2 separate regions of the Mus musculus genome follow, and region 2 is linked to region 1. A link is a loop called in an ENCODE intact Hi-C map of the cell type or tissue named here. Cell type or tissue: left cerebral cortex. All regions are shown on one strand. Each heading gives the region's core, and the rest is flanking DNA. Links, peaks and the distances in the headings are about the cores only.

Region 1 (12,237 bases), core at 1,373-9,372:
ACACCCCTACTCTTCATCCCTCCCCATCCCATGCTGCCAACTTCTAACCACAATAGTGACTTGGTGCTTGTCTATGACCCTCCCTGCACCAGCTGGCTGCCCTCCCCTTTCCCTTGATTTTGGCCATTCACAGGGGAAGCAGGACCAGTAAGGACCTTCAGTTAAAACAAAACAAAACCCCAACAACAAAAAGGCTAATTAACAATGAAAAAAAAAAAAGGTTTCTATTGCTGTGATGTAGCATTATGGGCAAAGAAACCTGGGAAAGAGAGGGTTTATTTAGCTTACACTTCTACAACACAATTCATCACTGAGAGAAGTCAGGACAGGAACTCAAGCAGGCCAGGAACCTGGAGGAGGGAGCTGATGCAGAAGCCATGGAAGGGTGCTGCTTACTGGCTTGCTTCCATGGCTTCCTCAGCCTGCTTTCTTCTGGAACCCACAACCACCAGCTCAGGGGCATCACCACCCATCACTAGTTAAGAAAATGCCTAACAGTCAGATCTTATGCAGACATTTTCTTAGTTGAGGATCCCTCGTCTCTGACTCTAGCTTGTGTCAAGCTGACAATAAAACTAGCTAGGACAGGGTGGGTATGACTTAGTAACCTTGAGTATGCTTAGATTATACTGAAAGCTCAGAAAAATATTGGCTTACACATTCTAGTATCCACTGGTAGTTCTGGATCTTAATGAAGTTAGGAATAAAGGCTGCATGTTAGCCTTAAGCATGGTTGGTGGAACTGAAAATATAGAAGCAAAATAAAAGTTAGGGAAAAGGTGTGGACTGATGTGGAACTCCTGAAGTGTGAGCCCTGACCCAGGCAGAAGAAAGATGTATGAAACACTTAGTAAGAGTGATTAGAGAGATAAATAGCCCAATGTTTATGATGGGAAATGAAAATGGTCAATGATACTGGTGGGAAACCTCGTTGAGATCTTGCTTTCTGTAAAAGAACCATGATTCATTCCTGGTCTTTTTCTACATTTGCAGAGGCAAGTGAGTAGAATAATTAATAAATCTGTGAAGAATGTGTGATTTAAGCTGTTTCTAATCACATAATAAGGCTGTCCAGAGATCAAATTCTTTCATTCCTCCATGCTGTCTTTGTCAAGCATTGCTGGGGACTGGAAATATAAATTTCCCTCAGTTTTGGAGGCAACATACTTGAATATATACACATATATGTATATATACACGCACATACACACACACATATATATACACATACATATGTATGTATATATATTCAGTTTTCATATATATGTAATTATTTGAATGTTTTAAGACTTATTTTTAGTTGTTTCTGCCTTTTTCCAGAGGTGTTTGTAATTACAGGTGGTCATGAGCCACCTAACATGGGCACTGGGAATTGAACTTCAGTTTCTGTATAAGAGCAGTATGTGCTCTTAACTACTGAGCCACCTCTCAGCCCTGCTTTTATATCCTTATTGGTGATGAATATGCTACCTCAGGCAATTTCCTCCTATCATTAATATGGTGATATTTTTGGCCTTCATTTGTACTCTCCCCCACCCCCGCCCAACTACTTGGAAATTAGGCAACAGAAGGGAATTCTTATACTGGGACTCTCTTGGAAACTTTAATAATAGATGTTTAATACTTGAAGCACCAGGTAAAGTTAGGGAGTCAAAATGTAATCTGAAGCTGTGTGTGGTGGTTCACGTCTGCAATCTGAGCACTTGGGATGTTGAGACAGGATCAGCCTCTCAAACTCTCTCTTCAGATTCTGATAACAGCAACAAATAGTTTCAAGATCACATGGCATTTCACTGGTATCAAGAGGGTGGAACATGAATTCAGTAGGACTCCCATTTGGCCTGAAACTGAGCATACTACCAACACGCACTTTATTTCCTAGAATTCAATCACCTGGACACAATCACATGAAAACACATGAGGTTTAGTTTATTGGTGTGCCTAATACATGGCCAGCCAGTTTTGGCTACAAGGCTGACAAAGGGAGAAAATATGTAAAAATTTACTAAGTAAAATATATTCAAAAATAGATACAAATCATTCCAGGGGACTTGACTATCCTAATAGTTTGGATTTACCTGACAAACCCCCAAAGATTATCTTTCATTTCTATACAGCAAAGCAAGAACTTTTTCCAAATAACGAAGTTGCATTTCATACATAATGTACAACTATGAAGGAATGAACCTGAGTAAGTTACAAAAGGGAGCCAAACTTTGTGAAGGACTGAAATCAGAAAAACAAAAAACAGGCCAAAGAGAGACACTGAAACCAGAATATAGTTGGAGAGTTGACTGACCTTGCATGAGGGCAAGGAGTTCTGTCATTCTCTCCATACTGAGAAAAGATCAGCCCATCTCTAGCATTTGGAAAATTGAAGGAATTTGCAGTCAATGGCCTCAGTCTTCTTGTGAAACTGTTAGTCAGTCGTATAATAAAACGGGGCTGGCACTCAAAGATTGCAAAAGGTATGGAGGTGGAAAGTGAGACAAAGGTGCTGAAGAATACAGAAAATGGACAAGATCCCGCTGAAACCATACAGTCCAAATCCATGGCTATCAGATACACAATAGTGTTCTGTATTATGTTGTATACTGGAACTCAGCTTTAGGCAGATGTTTAGCATTTTGTATATTTACTATTACACACAGAGAAGCCCCTGGAAACACAGACTCTGATTTCAGAGATAACACACACAGTAGACACATGAAGTTTTGCCTCAATGAATTGATTTAGTCATCACCAATTCGTCTGTGGTACTCCGTAGTGTACTGGCAACTGCCCACATTTCATATGGTATGCCAGTACTAAAAAGAAAATGCAAAAAAAAAAAAAAATTAAAAAATAAATAAAATAAATCAGGCACTCAGCTAAACTTAGAAGTCTTAAAATGGTAACTTTGTCAGTTGAGGGACTTTTTTATCTTGTGCCAGTACATCTGTCTTTGATGTTTGCTTTATTTTCCTTATGTCACTACTCGTACTAGCCCAGAAATGGCTAATTCTGAGTTCAATAAGCTACATAAACATGACACGGTGGTGTACAGACCCATATAATCTCAGGAAGATCGCCAGTTCAAGGCTAGCCTGGGCTACACTGGAGACGTCTGTTTGAAGAAGAAAGCTACATTTCAATCGGTCTGCAAGTTTTCTAAGTACTCAAAATGATCTCAGAATCCAGACCGAGAAATGCATACGATGATGGCCCAGCTCCCACACCCACCTCTTCGGAAGTGTATAGTCTTAAAAATCACTAGATTCCGTTCCTGCACATTACAAAGGTGTACAAAATAGTCAGATTTAGGAAGCCTAGGACCCGAGACTCAAACTCGGACAAGAGTTTTCTAAGTGAGGACGTGATCGCTCCAAGGGATGGTGGAGGGGAAACAGTTTTCTTTTGGACCTGACTTCAGTCTCTCTCCTCTCACGAAGTTCTCTCGGAAGATCCAATGCTCTCTGGCTTAGGCGGTGGAGAAAATGGCCAGGCAGGAAAAGTCCATCCAGGAGGTCCGGGGCGAGGCCCCACCTCCCGGATCTGAGGGGCCAGGCCTCGCGCTCGCCCAGCTTCCCCCGCGCTTCTGCGCTCGCCCCCGACTTAGCCCGGGCCCCACTGCTCGCCATCCCACTGCCTCTGCTTCCCTGCGCCCACGCACGCACGCTCGATCGCTCGCTCGCTCGCGGGGGAGCCCACTCCCCGGCCCTGGAGTCTGCACTTGGGAGAGGCAGGCAGGGCTCCGCGCTCGCGCGGCCGCCGCGGCGCCGGCTGATGGCGTCACCCGCGCTTCCGCCTGCGGCTGCGTTCTAATACGAAGCCAGGAAGGAAGGAGGGAGGGCTGCAGGGCTGTGTGTGTGGGGGAAGTAGCGCGGAGAAGACAAGCCACCCAGGCGCTCGTTCGCCCGCCCGCTTGCTCGCTCGCTCGTTCATTCGCTCGCCCGCCCGCCCGCCCGCGGTCCCTGCTTGCGGTCCCCGCTCAGACTCGGTCTCCCCAGAGGAAGCCACTCCAGGCGCACTCCCCCGGCGGCTCCTTCCGGACGCCTGCTCGGCTTTCCCGGGCACGGCGTTCGCGCTCCGCCTCGCCCCCCCTCAGCCCTCCCGCTCTCTCTCCCTCCCTCCCTTCCCTCCCTCCCTCTCTCCCTCCCTCCGCCAAGCTCCCCGCCCTTAGTATCGCGAGACGAGGTGAGAGCTGGCGGAGCGGCGGCGGCGGCGGCGGCAGTAGAGGTGACCGAGGCGGTGGCGGCGGCGGCGGCCCGGAGCGCTGTGTCGGCCCCGGCGCGACCGAAGTCGCGGTAGAGCGGAGCCCCCCCACGCCCCTCCCCCGTCCGCGTCCCCCACCCCCTCTTCCCGCGGGGATGGAGAAGGCGACGGTTCCGGCGGCGGCTGAGGGAGAAGGGAGTCCCCCGGCGGCGGCGGCAGTGGCGGCCCCCCCCGCGGCGGCGGCGGCGGAGGTCGGCGGCGGGGCTCGCCCGGCCTCTTCTCCTCGTGGGATGGTGCGAGTCTGCGACCTGCTCCTGAAGAAGAAGCCACCGCAGCAACAGCAGCAGCAGCAGCCGCCGCACCACAAGGCCAAGCGGAACCGGACTTGCCGACCCCCGAGCAGCAGCGAAAGCAGCAGCGACAGCGACAACAGCGGCGGCGGTGGCGGTGGAGGAGGAGGAGGAGGCGGCGGCACCAGCAGCAACAACAGCGAGGAAGAGGAGGACGACGACGACGAGGAAGAGGAGGTTTCTGAGGCAAGGGCCTGGTTTCACCTCGAGGAGGGCGGAAGGGACCGTGGAGGGCCTAAGGTGGGAGGGGACTCGCGGTGGGACCGAGCCCTCGGGGCTTACGATCTGCCCTGAGGGACCGGGCTTTCGGCTGCCCCCTTTCTTTGCTCGGCCTGAGTCGTGAGGTGTGGGGACGTGGGGGAGGGTAGCTGACACGTGGGGGTGGGAGGACCGGAGAGTGCACGGAGTTGCCGAGAAGCTGGCTAGCCGAGGATGCTGCTTCGCAGGGTGAAGGGTGGAGGGATTGATTGGTCGGATTCCCGGGTGGCACTTTGGGGCCGAAGGGTGGTCTCTCTGGGGCCAGTAAGGCCACCTCATTCCCGGGGCGGGGGCGGAGCTAAAGCGGGAGGGGTAAGATAATAGGTAGGAGAGTCTCCGGGGGACCGACTGCGAGCTTGGTAGTTTTCTGTCAGTGGAAGGTGGCCGGGAGCAGTTGTGGAGGGGCGGTAAGATTGTAATGGACTCGGAGCTAAGTATTTGTATCTGGGAGAGACACGTGAGAGGCTGTACTTTTCCATACTGTTTTGCTGCAGGGCTTTTTCTTTTCTCTTTCTCTCTCTCTCTCTCTCTCTCTCTCTCTAAACTCGTGGCTGCTGAAGTACTCTTCGCTTCCTCGATTTGTGAAAGATTTATGGATGAGCCGATCTTCTATCCCTCCATATGCGTTTACAAGTGACTTAGTACGTAAAAATTGTTAGGTGCTCTGCGTGTATGTGTAATAATCCATCGGGTTCTCCCTTAATAAGAAATAATCAAACCATACCCCGCTTTTATTTAATTAACTTTATTTATTTATCTATTGTAAAGTAAGCAGGGATGAAGTGTCTGTTTTGCACCCGGGCATGGTTGTGATTGGGATAGGGAGGCCTTATGTTCTAGTGATCTGGTTTCATAACTCCTTATAGTTTTTCCTGGGTCTACAGACAGGCGGCGTTGTAGGACCTTATTCCTTTTAACCCAAAAGCTTAATGAACCATACTGATAGCAAACTATGACCTACCAGTTGTTAGTTCTTTTAGAACAAACCCTTTTGTCAATATTAGGAAATGGAAGCTTTAAACACCCAAATATGGAGGAAATAGTAACTCGAGGCAGCAGAGGGAAAGAAGCTGTAAAAGTTGATTCTAAAGAGAAGACTAATTGAATTATCCAGAAATACTGCGTGCCACACTAGAGCCTGGTAAAAGGCTGCTTTTGAGTTAATTTGATTTCTTCTTTCCCATCCAGGTTCTGTTTATGTAGAGACCTTGGAAAGAGACTTGAGGCTCACCTGTTAGCAATAAGACAAACATTTTTTCCCTAACCTTAGATGAAGCTACATCGTAGAAAAAAGTTCTAAGAGTAGGAATATATATACCTCCAAACTTGTCCCTTCTGTTATTTCTATTGGGCCTATTGTGGTAAATGTGTATGGGTAGTTTGTACTTGCTTATTGATTGATTCTGGACAGCGTGTTGCTCAGGCTTCATTGTAAGCAATGTAGGCAAGGCTTAGTGTCTAGCAGGCCTAAGGCCCTAGACACCCTTAAATCAAACAAACACAAAAGAGAAAGCAAAACTTTAATATTGAAACAATGATGAGAAGGACGTGATGGAATCCTTTTCTGTTTTGGTACTTAGAATTGGCCAGCTTTATAGTTCTCAGAAGTGGGAAAGACTTTTCCTCTGCAGCTCAGCCTCTTTATTTTAAAAATAAGGGCAGCAAGGTTTAAAGGATACTGGAGGATAGTGTCTGATAGTTGCAAAAGTAGGAATCAAAGTTTTTAGAGACTCAGTGACATCTGTACATTTTGTCTCCCTTCTGACCTATTTCAAAAACTGGTGCTGAATTTCAGGTTTAGCAACTGTGAGTAAACCACCAGTAGTAAGATTTTAAGTTTTCTAACATTAAGCTCTGGTTTGGAACAAGGCCGTATACTTAATGTAATACTTAAAGAAGAATTCTGCTACAAACTGCACCTCCCTAGGTAGTTTTGTCCATGACCTGATATTTCCTCAAGTTGTATAGATGGCTTGAAGCATGTGGGTATGTTCCTTTTGTAGGTCTGAGTTTTTCATCTGAGAATATGTACAATATGTACTTTGACCAGCTAAGACAGTGTTGATCCTTACTGTGTTTTGCACTGCCATCTTCACAAGTAAAGCAATAGGTTTGTCATTTGTTGGGTGAAATATATGTAATAAGAAAGCTGAGCCATTAAAGAAATGTCTGTAACACATGATGAGAAATGGGCATGATAGAAAGGACTGGCCTGCATGCTGTGATCAGAGTGAAGGGGTGAAGCTCTGAGCTGTGTGCTGCAACTTGGAGTCAGGTGGGCGGGTTGGGTTGTGCAATAGTTTCTTTTCTCTTTCACTGTCTTTACATGTCTTCAGAAGTTTAATTTTCAGGACTTGGGAAGTGTACTTTTTTTTTCCCCAAAATTATTTTGGCCTACACAGTTTACAAATGCAGATAATCTGATCCTTGAACTAATTCTCCTGTAAAAATCATCAAAAGGTTAGGAGAGCATCTGAAAGTGTATACTTCTGCGGTGTCTCACTTGAAGATGTTGAAGGATGACAACATGACAAAAAGAAATGTTAGCTGGACATCCTATGTCTGGTGAAAGAGGAAAAATGGGAGAGAACATGGATTTAAGTAAGAGCTTTATTTGTAAGTTTTAGTACCTAGTTGCAAGCCCTATTTATCCTTTAGAGTAGGTATCTCCAAAGTATCTCCGATTGGATGGAATGGTTTTGATGCTCGTATAGCCTCAGCTGTACCTGGAAAGCGTGCAGAAGATTGAAAACTTTTCCTCTCTTCCCTTCTTTTGGCACAAGACTTTACCTCTAAGTTGAAAGTCTAATTTGCTCAGCTTTCAATGGGCTACTGACTAGTAAGGAACAAAATATATTTCCCAACATAGAAACACGTTGTACATTGGATTGAACTAAATATTTACAAGAAAAAGGTAGAATTGGAAGAGTTTATACTTCATTTCAGAAATAATATTGCATTCTATTGAACACACTTTGGGATATGAGTGGAAGGCAGCTTTCTCTGAAGCACAATTCAAAGGGAGGAAATGTTAATGATAGAACTTTTAAGTTCAAGAGCAATGTTGTTGAAGAGAAAAGAATAAAATATAAGTATGGTGAGAGTCGATCAGAATTCCACCTATATTTGAGGAAAAAGATGTGCTTTTTTATTTTAAATAAGAAAGAAACTTAGTGAAGAACTTTAGACAATGAGGGCCAGTGAATTAGTGTTGACAGTACTGAGGATCTGCAAGGCCAGGAGACTTGCATCTGTAAAAGAGGTAGGGTTGAGGATGAGGGAGAAGGGGAAACTATCATTAAGACTCTGGACACTAATTTCTTGTTTCATTTCTTTTGTTTTTAATGGAAAGATGCTAGGCTCCACTGTTGTAAATACATGAGATCAGAATAGGCCAGAGAACCTTGCCTGTACTGTTTCCCCAGTTCTGTTTCTTCAACTAATGTAGCATTATTTTTAAAATGGATAACCTTTGAAGAATTTCTCTCTTAATTATTTCCTTATCTTCTATTTGAAAAGGACTTGATCAAAAAGAAAAAAAGGGGGGGGGGGGACAGCATACAGATCTGTTCCGTCAACTAGTATCAGTTTTAGGGAGAATCCAGAATTCATTTAGGGACTCATGAATGGAGTTCCTTCTTCCTTTCTTGTCTTCCTTAGCCTGTGAATAGCTGATGTTTGGACACCGTCAACCCCCCACCCCCCACCCCAACACCACCAGTTTTGTTTTGTTTTGAAGACAGGGTCTCACTGTATAGCTCTTTCTGTCCTACAGCTCACGCTGTAGACCAGGCTGGCCCTGAACTCACCAAGATTAAAAGATACACCATTATGCCCAGCAGTGTCTTTTAATTTCTTAATTACTGTGAGTTATGAAACTTGCCTAGCGAGAGAAAACAAGTTAAACTAATCATCATTGGCTATTGAATGTCTAATAGGTGCTTTATGCCTCTAATATTCTAACATACTTAAAAAAATAGTACTTGAGTGCCCATTGTGTATGAAGACTTAACTAATGGTTCTGAGCATGGACTGTATGTGGAGTTTGTATTCAGTTTTTTGACCCATCACTCACTGGTGTTGTGGTCTTGGATCAGTTACTTAACCTCTCTAGCTCATTTTCTTATATATAAATGGGGATAATAGATCCTACTTTACAGCAGTTAAGAAAGTGAAAGGAGTTAATAGTTTTCATGTTTTCTCATTTTACATCTCCATAACGCTATGAAGTAGGTGTCACCATGTTTATTTCATTATTCAAAAATGAGTTCCCACTGGGTATGTTTTAGTCTGCATTGAGCAAGCAATGATAAACAATGTTTTTAAAAGACATGTACATTAAAAAATGTACCAATGAGTAAAGAGAGGTTGGGAAAAGTGTAAGAATGAGGTTTAATGGTTATATATTCTGTTTAAGGAATGAGTTTCAGAAGTATAAAACTTTTGCGCCAGGACCAGTTTGCTGTGAAGCCTGGAACTCCCATGATAGAAAGGAGAGAACGGAGAGAACTGACTCCCACAAGGAGTCCTCTGACCTCCTCACCCCCAGTCAGCCACTGAGTTTTGAGACATTGATTTTACAGGCAGAGATACTAGTTTAAAAGAGGTTTACGTGACTTTGTGAAGGATGTATATCTAATGAGTGTCATAGCAGGATTTAACCTCGGTTTGATTCCAAACATGCTCATTCGTTTATCACTCATTTTTTATTATGCTAAAAGAAAGATATTTCCTTTAAAATAGAGGTTTTGACCTGGAATCTGGATAAGGTTTATGTAATCATTTATTTTGGTTTGGATTTTCTTTTTAACTTTTCCCATAGACTTGTAGCTTATATCTAGCTTTTTATTAGATACCCAGAATGATGTTAATCTGGCATCCCTTTATTTCGGTCTAACTTGTATAAACTGCTTCAGAGGAAGTCAGTGGTAACAGAAGGCCTATCAGGAGAAGTAGTGCCCTCTCTTTCTTTTCTTGTGAATCTTTACCTTTAAGTGACCTAGCAGTTTATATCTAGAGTATTAGGACTATTAGGTCTGAAGGCAGAACCTTGGCTTTGCTTTTTTATGTCTTCTACAGTACAGTAGTATGTGTCCTATAAGTCTTAAGAGTCTTAACCGTTTGATTTTCATGAAGCCAAATTTCAAGTATGAATATTACATAAATATTCCTTATTATCTACTTTTGTTTTTAGATTTATTTATCTTATGTATGAGAACACTGTCGCTGTCTTCAGACACACCAATGGAGGACATCAGATTCCATTACAGATGGTTGTGAGCCACCACCATGTGGTTGCTGGGAATTGAACTCAAGACCTCTGGAAGAACAGCCAGTGTGCTCTTAACTGCTGAGCCATCTCTCCAGCCCCTTATTAGCTACTTAATCTGGAAAATGTTTGGAACATCATATCTTAAAGAATTTATTTGTACCTATTTATATTGTACCCATACAAACTATTTTTTAAATTGGATTCTAATTCTTAGTTTAATTGCCCAAGCTTATAGTCAGAAGTGCATGAGAAGTCCCCTAGATGGGATTTTCTTTTTTTCTCTTTTTTGGGGAGTTGGTGGTTGTCCTAGAAATTGCTCTGTAGGCTAGGCTGGCCTCCAACTCTAGAGATCCCCCTGCCTCTGCCTCCGCAGTGCTGGGATCAAAGGTGTGTGCCACCACTGCCTGGCTAAAAATAGTATTTTTTTTTAAGATTTGTTTATTTATTATATGTAAGTACACTGTAACTGTCTTCAGACACTTCAGAAGAGGGAGTCAGATCTCCTTATGGATGGTTGTGAGCCACCATGTGGTTGCTAGGATTTGAACTCAGGACCTTCGGAAATGCAGTTGAGTGTTCTTACCCTCTGAGCCATCTCACCAGCCCTAAAAATAGTATTTTTATCTTCATAACTGTCAACATTGACTGGTTTTATGTTTTTGCTTAGATTGTTTTTGAGAATTTCATGTTTGATTTCTTTATACTGGGCTTTTTTCTTGGTGATTTGTTGGTGCTGTTTATAAGTATTCTTTATGTCATTCCATATATTCTCTTTGTTTTCACAGTATAAAAACAGTATTTTGCTTAGTAAAATGTACTATTATTTTATGACTCATAGGACACTCCACACAAGAGACCTTCCTTGACCCCATATATAAAGATTTTCTAGAGTTTTTCTTTTGGTAGTAAGTATTCTGGTTCCCAGAGAAAACTTGGTACACTTTTTGGATACAGGGTTTGATTATTTTGTAAATTTCTCTCCTACTGTTTTTTTTTTTTTAATATGAATTGCCAAGTCTTCAGAGAACTTTGCCCTTTCCTTCTTTCCCTCTGGTTTCTATATTTACTAGCTAGTCTTTTGTTGGTCTTGCTTCCCTCTACACACCTCACTGCACATCCTTTGATGATTTACTGCTTCTTTTGGGTCTTGTTTTTAATTTGATCTTACGTGATTTTTGTCTCTTCTGTTTTGTTATGTTGTCTATAAGCCAGTCAGTCACCTTAAAATTGGTATCTCCAGTCTAAACTTGTTGATTTCAAACTGTGGCCACCCAACATTTGCACACACTTTTCTTTGTACATCTAGTCTTCTGGCCCTTCTCCCTTTTTTCCTGACTGCTTGAGGACATTGGAAATAATAGTTTTGAATGATTATCAGTCAGGAATTAATCAGAGAAGTGGATTTATACATGATTGGCAACTACCTGGTTAGCTAGATAGCATTCAGAGATTTATTAAAGGGAATTAATTGACTTATAAGATGGTAAGGGCTGCCTAAGGAAGCCCGTCTGGAAGGCAGTTAGGAATCGAAGTACTCTCCAGTGACTCCTATATTTCACACATGGTCAAGAAAAAGTCACCCAAGGACATAAACAACAGTCAAAAGAACACTCCTCCAAAGGGCCAAAATGTGGAAGGAGCTTGCACAGGGGCCAGCACGTAGCCTTCCACAGCTGCTGCCCCAGAAGGACCGCAGTGACATCTGTCTACTACCTTTTTCTTCCTCTCTAAAGAAACTTTGAGCAGAGTTACCCTGTTCTAGTCACCACTGGACAGTGCATTAGGCAAAAGAGGATTTGCTTTCTTTTTAGCTTGCAGAGTACTGAACTGGTGACTTCTACTTTTGAGTTGTTTGTAGTAGCTGAGTGAGATTTTGAATTGATTTTCTTAAAGGAAGGAAAGATAATTAAGTCTGAGCTCACTTATCAAGGACAAGTTTAGACTGGAGGTACAAATTTTAATGTGACCGACTGGCTTATAGACAATATATCAAAACAGAAGATGAGACAAAAATCATGTAAGATGAGATTCAAAACAAGACCCAAAGGAAGCAGTAAAGTAAATAATCAAAGGTTATGCAATTAGGTGGGTGGGGGAAGCCGGCCGAACAAAACAACCCTAGGACATCATTGCTTTGTAGCCCTGTGCATCATGTAGTTCAGG
Region 2 (12,237 bases), core at 2,015-10,014, 140 kb before region 1:
TGAGATGTTCATACACACCTCTTCTGTGAAACAGACTTCCTGGTCCTGGGCTTTGCAGCACTTCTCCAAAAGGCCCGAGAAATCTGCAGTGACAGCCGCCAGCTGCTCCTCTGTCAGTTCAGGCTTTTGCTTCACCAGGTTAATGAGAAGCCTGGGGTTTAGAACAAAAGAAAATACAGGCGAGTCTGCCATGCAAAGAAAGCCGCACCTTCCCAGAACGTTTAGTAGAGCGTTTTCAGAACCCTAGCAGCCATCCTCAGCTGCCTCTCCTTCCGCTCCGTGCCAAGGTTAGCCCTTACACTTCTCAGCCTGAAGCACACCACGCCGCTGGCCTGCCCTGGTGCAGGTTACAGAGGAATCACTATGTCAGGACTCTGTGTGCCTTTATGGAGAGGGAACTGTGCTCTCTGTCTTGATTACCTACATTATCCTTGCCTCTTGGCTCCTCTGCAGTGCGGTTAGGCATACCCACAAGCCCAGATGTCAAGATGCTGACACCCGCCAGCATCATAGCTTAACCGAAGGAGCACTGGCTGCCTGTAATACTCTCTTAGCGGTGATCGGTGATCATGTGTTGGGTTTAAATTTGGCAAGGCCATAAGCAAGCTTGGGAAAGGAAGTACCATTCTTATTATCTCTTGAAACTCGCCTCTGCCTGGGGTGAAGAAAACTGGGAGAATAGATCTCCCAATGCAGGAAGCTCATGTACAAAGCCAGTGAGCATTTCATTTAAATTAAAATACATGGATATTTAAGAATATAAGTTCCCCTGGCTTCACCCCATTACCATTACAGAATGTCTCCCCTCGCGAATGTGTGTTTATTTCCTTTTTTTAAAACAACAACATAGTTGAGTCAGGTATAATTATACTGCTTATAGATGCAATCACTCATTTCCTATCATTAGAAGTATCCTGACTCACTACAAAGATCTTTTCTAATTTTTCTAAATATATTGTCCATTTTCCTCCTACTCACAAATATATTGCAATTGTTATGACAGAGAGAATTTTTCATAACCAGAAAATTGTCTGCCTCCGTGGATTTTTTTCAAACTAACTTCCCACATAAGGCTGTGTAAAAACTGAAACAGAACTAATTTTAAAGATAGTGTTGAGTATTTCAAGGGCAGCAATGTTCTACTGAACCCAGAAGTTCTCAACATGTAAGGCAGGAGTCTCAGCTCAAAATAACAATGTCTTACTCTTGTTTCATGGTCTGTAGGGCTTTGCCCTGAGCTTGGCACAGATCCTTGTGGAAGATGAATTTATCCTCAGAGAATGGGGGAGGGGCATAGGTTTCATCCCTCAGAAAACTGGTGATGCATAGCCTCCTGTTGGAATACGAAGAGTTGCAGCAGTGGCTGATACCAGAGTTCACAGGGCTTGCTTCATTCCTTATACACAAATGTCCAATGAAAATGTCGGCCTGGTTAAAAAGAATGAAAAAGAAGGAAGCAGGCAGACAAAATTAGCCACCGAAGTTGGCTCACGTTTTCAGAAATTTCATGCGGTGGCTCCCAAAGTCTAGGAGCTTATCACTAATGCTACGGGAAACTTTTCTATGCTGTACTATCACCTTAGTAACGATTTGTTAAGGACTGTGCTGTTTACCCATTTGCTTGGGATAAAACTTAGTGTGTAATGATAGATGTTGGCAGATGTGGTGTTGTGAAAAGACCTTTAGCTTTTTGAAATATGCTTCTGATTGTAGACAGACTTTCAAAAGGGAAAAACCATTTCCATCTTTATGAGTAGAAATCAATTTTTTGAGCTCATTTTCTGTGTGTATCTGGTTGAGTTTTGCTTTTGTTTAAATATCTATGTTATTTTAAATTATGTATAACTAGGGGCTGGTATGTACAGATGAGAGTTGGGTACCTGTGGAAGCCAGAGACATCACCTCTCTATGGAACTGGAGTAATAGGTGTTTGAGAGACATTTTCAGTGGGTGCGAAGGTCCAAACTCCGGTCCTCAACAAGAGCAGGACATTCTTTTAACTGCCTAAGCCATCCCTTCAACCCCTGCATTTGCATTTTGATACAGAGAACTCCTTTCTGAAAGCTAGAATAGGGAAAATCTACCTTTGCAACTTTCTATATATACACGTATACACACACACAAAACTAGTAGAAAATAAATGTGTGTGTGCTTAAAGCTTTCATATAGATCCTTTTCATATAGATCCTCCCAATCCCCCATACTTCAAAGATAACCAAGTTATAAACACCAAGTTATAAATCTTAATGATTGTTGTGGTGCTTGTGAGCTTACGACTCTCGAGCTATGACTGGGTGCATCCTTGGATTCCCTAATCTAAGACAAGTCACTCTACAAATTGGTATTTTTTTTTTTATTCTCAAATGTCAAATGCAAACAGTTCAAGCTTAGTGGCAGAAGCTCCCCTCTCAGTGTGACGTGAAGATTAAGGGGGTGACTATCCAGAGCACGAATCTTACTCCTGTACTTTGCTTGGGAACAAACTACCCCAAATAGCACTATAATGATTCGACTGGTCTGCAAAATGCAGAACTCTTAAGTGTGGCTAAAATAAGATGACTAATTGCAATCTCTTAGAAGTGAATTTTTCTTTTTTTTTTCTTTTACTTTCCAATATAAGAGTGAGAATTTAGAGAATAAGAAGCAATAAGTTGGATAATATGTTGGGTGTTATTCTTCCTATGTATAAAGTTTGCCTTTACATTGTTGAATAATCCCTCTGTGTTTGCCCCTAACCATTTGAGAAGGACAGAACGCCTGGCCAAAGGCAAACCACTGAGAGACAGGTCTCCCACACACCCTCCACCTGAACTTACTGAAGAAACCAAGGAACACCACCTCCACACAGTTCTCCACTCACCATTCCCTCACCACAGCCGGACCATTTCTCCTCGCTGAGCTGGCAGCACGTGGAGGCAATGCTCACCATCTTCCCGGTGAGGTCGATCAGCTCTGCTGAGGTCAGCTGAGGGGCTTTCCTCGTGTAACCAATAAGGAACCTTGAAGAAACATTTTTACCTCGTCATCGTGAGTGTTCACCCCTTCCTCCTTCTCTAGGACCTACTTCCGGTGTCAGAAGGCATGAGTCATGTGGCCCCACAATGAGAAGTGTTTATTCTGCCAATCACTCCACATACCCCACCTCCATCTCTCTCACGTGTCACTACGTGGGAAGAAGACTGCTTTCCTCCCAACCTTAGCTCTTCCTTGATTTCAACCGTGTACTTTGGGTGTTGGAACCTTGACAGATCAAGAGCAGAATGGATAGCTCTTCTGCAAAAATCTACAGGGTTTGGGGAACCCGAAGTCAATTTAAAACATCAGACTTCATGGGCTGTTCTTGTTAATATTTAATGGGGGATAACTTTGGAGAAATCACGTAGTCACATTTATACTGACTTTGATCCAATTGGGAATAGAAGAAAGAGTAGCAGTGCCTGGTGCCTTGAGACTTTAAATTTATGCTTCCTTCACCTATTAATAATTTTAATTTACTGAAAACATTTCAAAAAAAACATACAGATTTTGTAATTTGTAGTCTCCTAAGGTCTGGTAGAGAGCGCAGCTTTGCTTGGACAGTGCCTGGCTCTCCTCGATGTGTTTCTGCAATTCTTCTTCCTAAAAATACCGACATTATTACATGCATTATTCTTTCGTCTCAGACACACAATTTTCTATATGCCAGGATCTTATTATATTATAAAACCAATCTTAGAAGCCTTTATGAAATATTGAAGATGATAATGCGTGACTTTTAAGAATGAAAACAAATGAACTCTTGAGGATATAGCCACTGGACAGGAGATTTTGCCTTCCTGAAGCTGGCAAAGGTGAATAGCATCTCTATTCTATTCACCATAATGCTTTTAACTAACATTTTTATTTCTTACATAAGCCATTGGTTGCTAGTTAGGATAACTCATTAATTTTGAGACTACTAGTTTATAACTAGCTAAGTATAACTAGCTAATTACTACTTAACTAGTATGTTTAATTTTTTTTCATTATCCAGTGGGGAGCACTGCCAAAGGGCATGTGTGGGTCCTACTCCAACTCTGTGGAGTGCAGTTCTTTTTCTTCTCCCTTTACATGGTACCCAAGGATCCGGCTCAGGTCCCCAGGCTCGCACAACAGGCGCCTTTACCTACTGAGCCTTCTCACTCACTGGCCTACAAACTGTATTTCCAAAGACTACTATCAATGCAGTTTACAGATTATCCCCCAAATTCTAGTACCACCTACCAGATTGTCCTGACATCCAGGTAGATTTCCAGACTGGGAACACTTCTCCAATATTTCCTGGTACGTTTTAGCAATTCTTAGAATGACTGAGACAGGAAGGTTGGGGTGAGTTCTTGAGTATTCATGAAGAAAGCTTAAATATGTAGGAAAAATATCATGTTGTTAGAACTAAGACAACGTTACACTATTAACTAACTCCCTAAGCATTCCTATATAGCAGTCAGAGCATACAGACATTAAAAGTCAAACAGTAAGTGAAGCAGAAAAGCAAACATAATTTGAATTCTGTGAACAGCAAAACTATTAAGGCAGTCCCTCAAATCACCCAGTAAAATGTCCTTTCCTGAAATCATGACATTTGCCAGAAAATACATGGAACTGGAAGTCATTAAGTGAATAAGCCAGGCTCAGACAAACTGCATGTTTTCTCTCATATACAGAACCTAGGTATAAACTTATGTATGCATGCATGCATGTGAAATTATTTTTAATTAAAGAAGAACAATACAAATATACCCCTTTGTTTTGTGTCTCGCTATGGCTTTTCAGTGGCAAGATTTCCATTCATTTATCCAACAAATATGCTTTCAGAGTGTACGGTATGCTTTAAACAGTGAAGAGCTAATGCCATGTAAGAGAAAAGACCTCCCCTCCCCTCTCTTAAGGAGACAGACGCAAGCTTAAATGGGTCATCTCTCTTTGATAGTGATAAATCAATGAAGAAAAATAAGAAAGACGAGGGCAGGAAAAGAGGCGACACCCAAAGACGAAGGGACACTAATTCAGCTTGCGGTCAAGAACAGCTCCTTTGACTGAGGGCTAGGGCAGCAGACTTGTGAGTAACAGAGGGGGATACAGGCTTGGTGGAAGCCTGTTCTCAGCTGAGAAAATGTCTCCTGCAAACATTCTCTCCACTGAAGGCCTGTTGCTATGAAGCCAACTGTTAGCTCTTTTATATGTGTATGCATATGTAAGTGTAGAGATCACTCTTTAAGATGAATTGTGCTCTAAGTTTGTAGATGTAGGTAGTCTTGACTTCTACCACCAACAAAACACCTAGATGTTCCTCCTAAATCTAGTCTTTGTTTTAGTTTGCCTAACTTTATTTAGCAGTACAAATGACATGTGAATACCTGATTTTAGTGCAGCCAAAGAGCCACAGCTTTTGGGAATACTGGCGAGAAGATTGAGCCATTACTTTGATTGCTGCATTAGCATCAGGCGCTTAGCTTAGGAAAAGCCCTCGGAACCCATTAGGCATGAGGTCCTAAGAGCTGCACAAATCTCTCTTCTAATAGAGTGCATAGAAACATCCAAGAAAGGGGAAGGTGTTAACTTGACTGTTGGCTTCCCTTAAAGGCCAATAGAATGAATACATGCCTGCTGACTATAGTACAGAAAACTTCTTTTGTACAAATGTCTCTAAACAGGTTTTCATTTCTTAAAAATTCTATACATATCAAGCAATCTGTTTCAGTGAAAGAACTGTTATCTGGCACTATCTATTGAGCTATATTTAGGGGAATGTTTATTTTTTTCTGAAGTGTGTATTATAGTGTGTATCATTATATTCATGAGCTTGAGCACTTCTTATTTTTAAATTTAATTTTATTTATCTATTACTACTAGAGGGGGCATGTTTGCCACAGCACGCACGTGTTGTCAAGGACCACTTTTAGAAATTGGCTCAATCACTCCACATCAGTTTCCTTGAGTTGAACTTAGGTAGTCGAGTTTGTGTGGTGCTTACCCACTGACTGAGCCAACTTGGCAGCCTATGCCCTCCTTATTACAAAATATACAAATTATCTTTGAAAGTTCGTGGTGGTTTTCATATGAGATATTGAAACAGAATGGCATAAAACAAAATATAGATTCATAAGCCAGCCAATTAATAGTGGTAATTGTGGGAACTTCATCACGTTACAGTAGATCTCATTCCTAGCTACAAGTTCTATGCTTACATCTCCTGGGTGTCACGGCATCTAGACAGCCAGCCTCAGTTGAGCTAAAAAACTATAGCCCCCACCCCCCATCACTTCATGGTCTTTATCATTGCAAATATACATTTACAGGGCATGTTACCTTGCCATGAACATGATTTTTTCCTCTGAAGAAAATTGGGCAAAATTTCTGTCTCCCAAAAACTGGCTTGGATTTAGAGATAAGCCTTCAGGTTTGACGCCATTCTCTGCGTGAATTATGCAGAAGCCTAGTTGGATCATGGGTAATTTGCAGCACTCTGCTATTTTGCTTGACAGAATATTTTGTTGAGAACATATATATGTCATGACTTTTTCCTGCAATGGGTAAAGTAAATAATATAATATATAATATAATACAATATAATAATATGTAATATAAATCTCAAAGGTTTATCCTCTAAGGTAGGAACTTAGAGCCCGGAAAGGAAGTGGGAGAAGAAATCAATGGCGAGATGAAAAGGAGGATCAGGGTCAATGAGATATCTCGCCTCATCACTCTTCTGTTTTTACCTATCTTTCCCTTTTTATTTTGCTCATTTTTGCTCTTCCTCATTGCTTTCCGACTTGTTCGAGTCCTCTTCGCACAGCTTTCATCTAAGTCCTGCCTTCTATTTTAGTAAACGTCTTCAAGATGAGAAGGAAATGTGTTGTTTAAACAAGACAGCAGCTTTTTACTGTTATTGAAACGTTCCAATGTGCAATATTCACCTCTGACATTCTAACCTTGCTAGCTTTCCCTTCCTTCCATCTTGATCAGAGGGATCTGCAGTGACCCACTCTGCCCGCCAGAGGGCACTCTAGAAGACGAACTGGCTGTGCAAAATCCTGTACACCACGTTGTCTCTGCTCAGGGATGTGCATTCTTACAGTGACCCTTGAAAGCTATTATTCAGTTGTTAAAGCCTTCCTGTAAAGCACTGAAATTATTTTTCCACTCTCAATGAAAAAATAGCGACAAGCTCCAAAAGTTAAAAGCTATTTTTTTAACTAGAAAAATAAAATCAATAAAATTGTCAATTACAAACCAAGAAAACTGACCTCAAAGAAAAACAAAATCGTTTTTTGCCAGTACTCCTAAGGGGCTGATGAATTCCTAATGTGCATGAGGGAAAAAGTAATCAAGTCCGTGCTTCAGGATTCACCACTCCTCACAGCAGGGGTGCCATCTGTCCTGGAGGATCCAGTCTGCCCCCTGGGAGCCCTGTCACCTGCTGACTTCCCTGACTACCTCTACAAAGAACGAATGACACTGAGTATATTGAAGTGAGTCTTTTCTGTCCCTTTTTCCAACATCATTTGAGCCTTTAACAAGAGAGATTTAAAAAAAAAAAAAAAAGGTAGTCCTTGGTGTCACAGGGATGAAAGGAGGAGTAATTTGGTATATACAGGCCTCTCATTCAATATCTAGAAAGCTCAGAGTTAACCCAAATTAGCCACATCATCTATATCACCAGTTCTTATATAATCTGTTAAATAAAGGAATTTAATTCTTTTAGATCCCTTTATTTATACCTCTGCTTAGTAATAAATAGACATTTTCTCTCTTGCAACAGTTTCTTGCATTATTTTTACTTATAAGTCTGTCATTAAACTATGACAGAACCCTTCAATGTGCCACACATTGCCCTGTAGAGACAATGGTAAACAAAAGACAGTCTATAACTTCAAGAAGGCCAATTGTTTTATCTCTCCAGTTAAACTATACATTCTTTGATGTCAGTTTATAAGTTTTCCCGGCAAGTGGCCCTCACTGTAAACCAGCAGCTAGCTAGCTAGTGGGAGAGACTCAGTCTCTCAGTCAAATAAGAACTGAATGTCTCGTAGTCTCATGAAAGGGATCAGATATTGCTAATGCCTGAGGTGAGACCCCAAAGCAATCATGACGTAGCTCAAATTTTACTCTTCGAAAGTCTGTAAGTTCACTGCACCCCAGCCAAGCCAGGCATAGTGAAACATTAATTGAGACAAAAAGGGAGAGAGGGAGACTCCTACCCCATCCTGCAGACACTCCAGCGAGTTTCCTTGGCAACACTCCTCGTGGATGTGAGCCACATCCAGGGCCAGCTTCTGAATCTCAGTAAAATTTGCTTCAGTTAACTTTTGACTTAGCTTAATAATGGTTCTGGAAGAGGATCATTTAAAAAAAAATTATCTTGTTTATCAGGATGAAATCGCATTGTCTGTAGAGGATCTGGGGAGTTACCTCCAGCGGGAAAGAACAGAAATGTGTTCTTTTAAAAGAGACGGAAACACATCTTAGGTCTCGTCAGCTTCTGCTCCACCAGGCACAAGCTCTGTAGACTGGGGGACTGGGTGCTCAAGTAATTTGGAAGTCATTTGTAGCTTCCTGAAGACTTTCTAGGAACTCAAGCTAAATGTCGCCCTTTCTTGTTGAGCCCTGATCCTGAGCGTTTGTTGCAGACACAGAAGCACTCGGCTACAATTCCAGCAAACCAGAAGTGGAGGCAGGAGAATCGGGAGCTCAAGTCCAGCCTGAACTACCAGATTCTGCTTCAAGGCATCAGACCACAGCAGAAGGAAGTATAAAACAAAGCTGCCAGAATTCATGGGAAGAGGTGCCTGTGCAAAGACCCTGCTTCCTTGAATAAAGGATTGAGTCTTTGTTACTGATAACTTGGGAATCATTGTGGCGTGTGTGGCTTTTCTTGCTAACAGATACATGATGCCATTGCTGTCATTGTGTCCTCCCATTTCTATTTTACTATTAAGACAAATATTTAAGGCGCCATATGAATTGATGACTAAGTTTCTAATAGAATTGGGAGGTAATTGTAGCATAAGTCTGACCTCTTCCAGAAGAAAGGTGAAACCAGTCTTTGGAAGAAACTACAGGGCTGAAATGTGCATTGGATCTTGGCTGTGCACAATACCTAGGCTTCCAGGCACTAAGGACCTCTGCCCACCTGTCACTGACTTCTAAAGTTGTTGCCTCAGGGGAATATTTTACCGAGAAACAACAATTGACACAATGGGGTTGATTGGGAAGCCTGGTTAACAAGAAGGATTTCTTATTAGGCTGCAAGTCGGAGATGCCTCTCCATAAAGCTTGATCTACTTTGTAGAAGAGCTGGGGAAATATGGTCTAATGGGGCAGTATAATTTGAGTGTGGACAGAAACTGAAGTGTCTAGAACAAACAATAAAAACTTACTTAAAAACTCTTCCTTGAATACCATGCCAGTGAGACTTTCATAAATAGCAGGCTGATCTGCTAGTTCTGTTCTGATCCTTAGATCTCATGATTCTAATCAGAGTCTGCCTCCCAAAGGAGGCTTTACTCTGGAGGAGTGACATTGACATTGAGCACATCACATTGCCTCCTTAGACGCTTATACTTACGTTGCCTGGAGGTTTCGGGATCCAAATTTTCTTATCACTGAACATACATGCTCATTTAACATGCTTCCTTCTCTTAATTCCTTTGCAATGGATGCTCTCTAGATGCAGAAGAAGTGAGGTGTTTAGAAAACCCATTCATTCTCTCTTCAGATCTAAGAACTAGAAACGCTCAGTACAGATGACACAGGAAAGTATAAAATAGCTTCTACTAAACTTAGAGCTCAGGACGTTTAGGCATGTCATTCTATTTTCATGACTTTTAGATTAATTCTTATGTATGCATGCCTGAGATCTCTTAAACATCTTCAAACCAATACGTCATCATTTTGATACTGGGACCACATGGACAGCTGCACCTGTCCAGTCTCCAGGTGGGGTAAAGCCTGTTGGCTCCTGCTCAGTTAAAAAGAAAGGAAAAGACAAGAAAAAAAAAAAAAAAGAATTGCACTACCGTCATAATTCTTAGGAGTTTGGGCCCAGTTGGGGCTATATAACAAGAGTCTGCCTCAAAAGGCAAAATAAAACAAGCCAGAAGTGGGGAATATGCTCCATTTTGCGGACACATTAGCAACCCCACTAATTTCCAGCTTCCTTGGCTCTGGTTGAACTTGTAGTATGTTTTCCACTTGTCAATTACCGAAAGGCTGGTTACTCTGTATCAACATTGTTTTCTGCTCTGAAGGAGAGAGGGACAATCCTATCACTCTAATGGGCTTATAAGCACTAAATCACCTCCTCTGGGTACATGCATTGCTGTTATCTCTGCTCTCTTTAAAGATTCAGTAAATGCTGATCCAAATACATTTTTACTTCGGCCTAAAGTTATACCTTACTATTATGGAGTATTGTTTCTAACTATAAATAGAAAATGAAATTTCATCGATAATTGAAAAGATCAAGTAAAAATGACTTTCATCTAGGATGAGAAAGAAGATGGTATTTCCCACAGGAGGCACATTTCTGCCTTTAATTCTGTTTTCCCAAGCCATGGCTAAACCCCATTTAGCTTCAGATAGCTTCACAAAGATACCACCTTTGTCTGGAAGCACTCCTCCTTGTTGTCAGCTTTGCAGCATGCCAGAACGACCTTGTCGTACTGAGCAGCCAAGGACAGAATGGCTGGGGCATACATGAAGGGGTTCCTCCTTGACACTTCATAGATGAACCTGTGGAATGGACAACACTTGGAGATTTGCAAACATGTAACAGATGAAGGGACTGCCACCTCCCTGAACTAAGCTCTGGAATTTATTTAATGAATGGGGTAACCAACCACAAAGGCAACAGGGTCCAATGGACTTTTTCTCTACTGTGCTGTTACGGGAAAATGTGCAGGCTTTTTTCAAAAGCTGTCAAAACGTTCCTACATGTCAGCCTCAGGAGAAAAAAAAGATCCAATCCGTTAATCCAGAGTCTTTTATGAAAACAAACAATGACGCTATGATTCCTTCTGAGATGTCTTTTTCAGTAAGCCTGTCAGACATATCAGGGAATCAGCCAGGCTAGCTTCTACGTAAGACAGCTCAAATCTTTATCAGTGAAGAGTTCGATGACTACCCTAAGGTGTCCTCTCTGTCTCTGTCTCTCAGTATGTCTATCAGTATAGACAGATAGACATGTAAATATATGTTGTATGTATGCATGTATGTATATGCCTGTCCCCTTGGCACCTGTAAGGTAGAGACAGGAGGATAAGAAGCTCAAACCCACCCTTAATGCATACTTAGTTCAAGACCAACCTGGTCCTCTAGGACCTTGTTTCAAAAATAAAATGAACTATTTTAAAGGTGAAAGGAAGGGTAGAGGGTGATATCAAAGCCCGCAAGCATTTGTGACAAGCACATTTATCCCAGAAGCTGACTGCATGGTCTTAATTATCAGTTTCGTGGGTGTACATGAACACTTGGCTCTCAGGAGTCATTCTTTGCGATCCTGATGCACTTTTGTGCATAGCAAAAATCAAAACATTAAAGGTGAGAAAGAGCTATGTTTCCGGAGGCTGACGGATCAGAGGCTGAGTCTGCATGCGGTGTGTTCTGCATCTCACAGTGTGTGTCTAACAAAAGCCCCTGCACAGACCTCAGCAGACATACTCTGGCTATATTCCCTACTTGTATACACTTTGGAGTGCACATGTGGACTGCAGAAACACTGGCTGCCCACTGGATGCCCAAGGATGGTCCTTACCTGTTCATGAACACTGCCCTGTTTTCTTCATGTGCTTTGCAACTCTCGGCAGGTTCTGGAAACTGGAAGGGTGGGACAGAGGCCGGAGCAGTCTTCTTGCGTGCCAGCAGACACTGATGTCTTTCCACTCCACTTTGGCTGCAGCAGCCTGAGAGTCCATACTTGTTAGAGAGTTCCGTCTCATGACAAATTTCATCCAGAAACACAGATAGCTGAGAAAAGAAAATCTTTTATTGTTAATGAAAGGCGACTATCTAACTCCACGGGAACTAGTGTGTAAAGGTTCCTAGTGTCCAAAATGAGACCAGTAAATTAGGACAGATCCCCATACGCGTTCAGTGTATTTCCTCTCAGTCTGATGGGAGGAGTTTCTTTGGTAGCTTTTAGGGTGAAGGGCTTTAAACTTATATCTGTTGGTAGCACACATTCTGTGTGGGAGATATAATTATTTTAAAAGTAAAAAG

The links. A loop is a pair of places that touch in the nucleus more often than their neighbours do. Peaks named below come from ENCODE experiments on the same cell type or tissue, not always from the same donor. Only the 100,000 strongest peaks of a DNase experiment are listed, where the experiment ranks them.
Region 2: a loop joins it to region 1, with 25 times the contacts of the local background. A loop is called at or near these places in 2 of 42 quality-filtered maps.

The regions. Positions count from the first base shown.
Region 1 is chr5:90,358,160-90,370,396 of GRCm38, reverse strand. Ankrd17 (ankyrin repeat domain 17) reads left to right here and starts at 4,212. Exons shown (of 34, transcript NM_030886.2): 1 at 4,212-4,730. The coding sequence starts at 4,350. Gm9958 (predicted gene 9958) reads right to left here and starts at 3,400. Exons shown (of 1, transcript NR_045618.1): 1 at 1,909-3,400. In left cerebral cortex, for the core only: a CTCF peak has its summit at 5,685; DNase peaks (open chromatin) are centred at 4,642, 4,916, 5,110, 5,674 and 4 more places; H3K4me3 peaks cover 4,202 bases; H3K27ac peaks cover 3,174 bases.
Region 2 is chr5:90,495,712-90,507,948 of GRCm38, reverse strand. It overlaps Afp (alpha fetoprotein), which reads right to left. Exons shown (of 15, transcript NM_007423.4): 4 at 11,774-11,985; 5 at 10,620-10,752; 6 at 9,587-9,684; 7 at 8,220-8,349; 8 at 6,328-6,542; 9 at 4,243-4,375; 10 at 3,521-3,618; 11 at 2,861-2,999; 12 at 1,205-1,428; 13 at 19-151. Among named protein-coding and RNA genes, the nearest start is that of Afp, 11 kb to the right of the region's middle. In left cerebral cortex, for the core only: a CTCF peak has its summit at 7,012 (motif pointing right); DNase peaks (open chromatin) are centred at 7,016 and 8,230.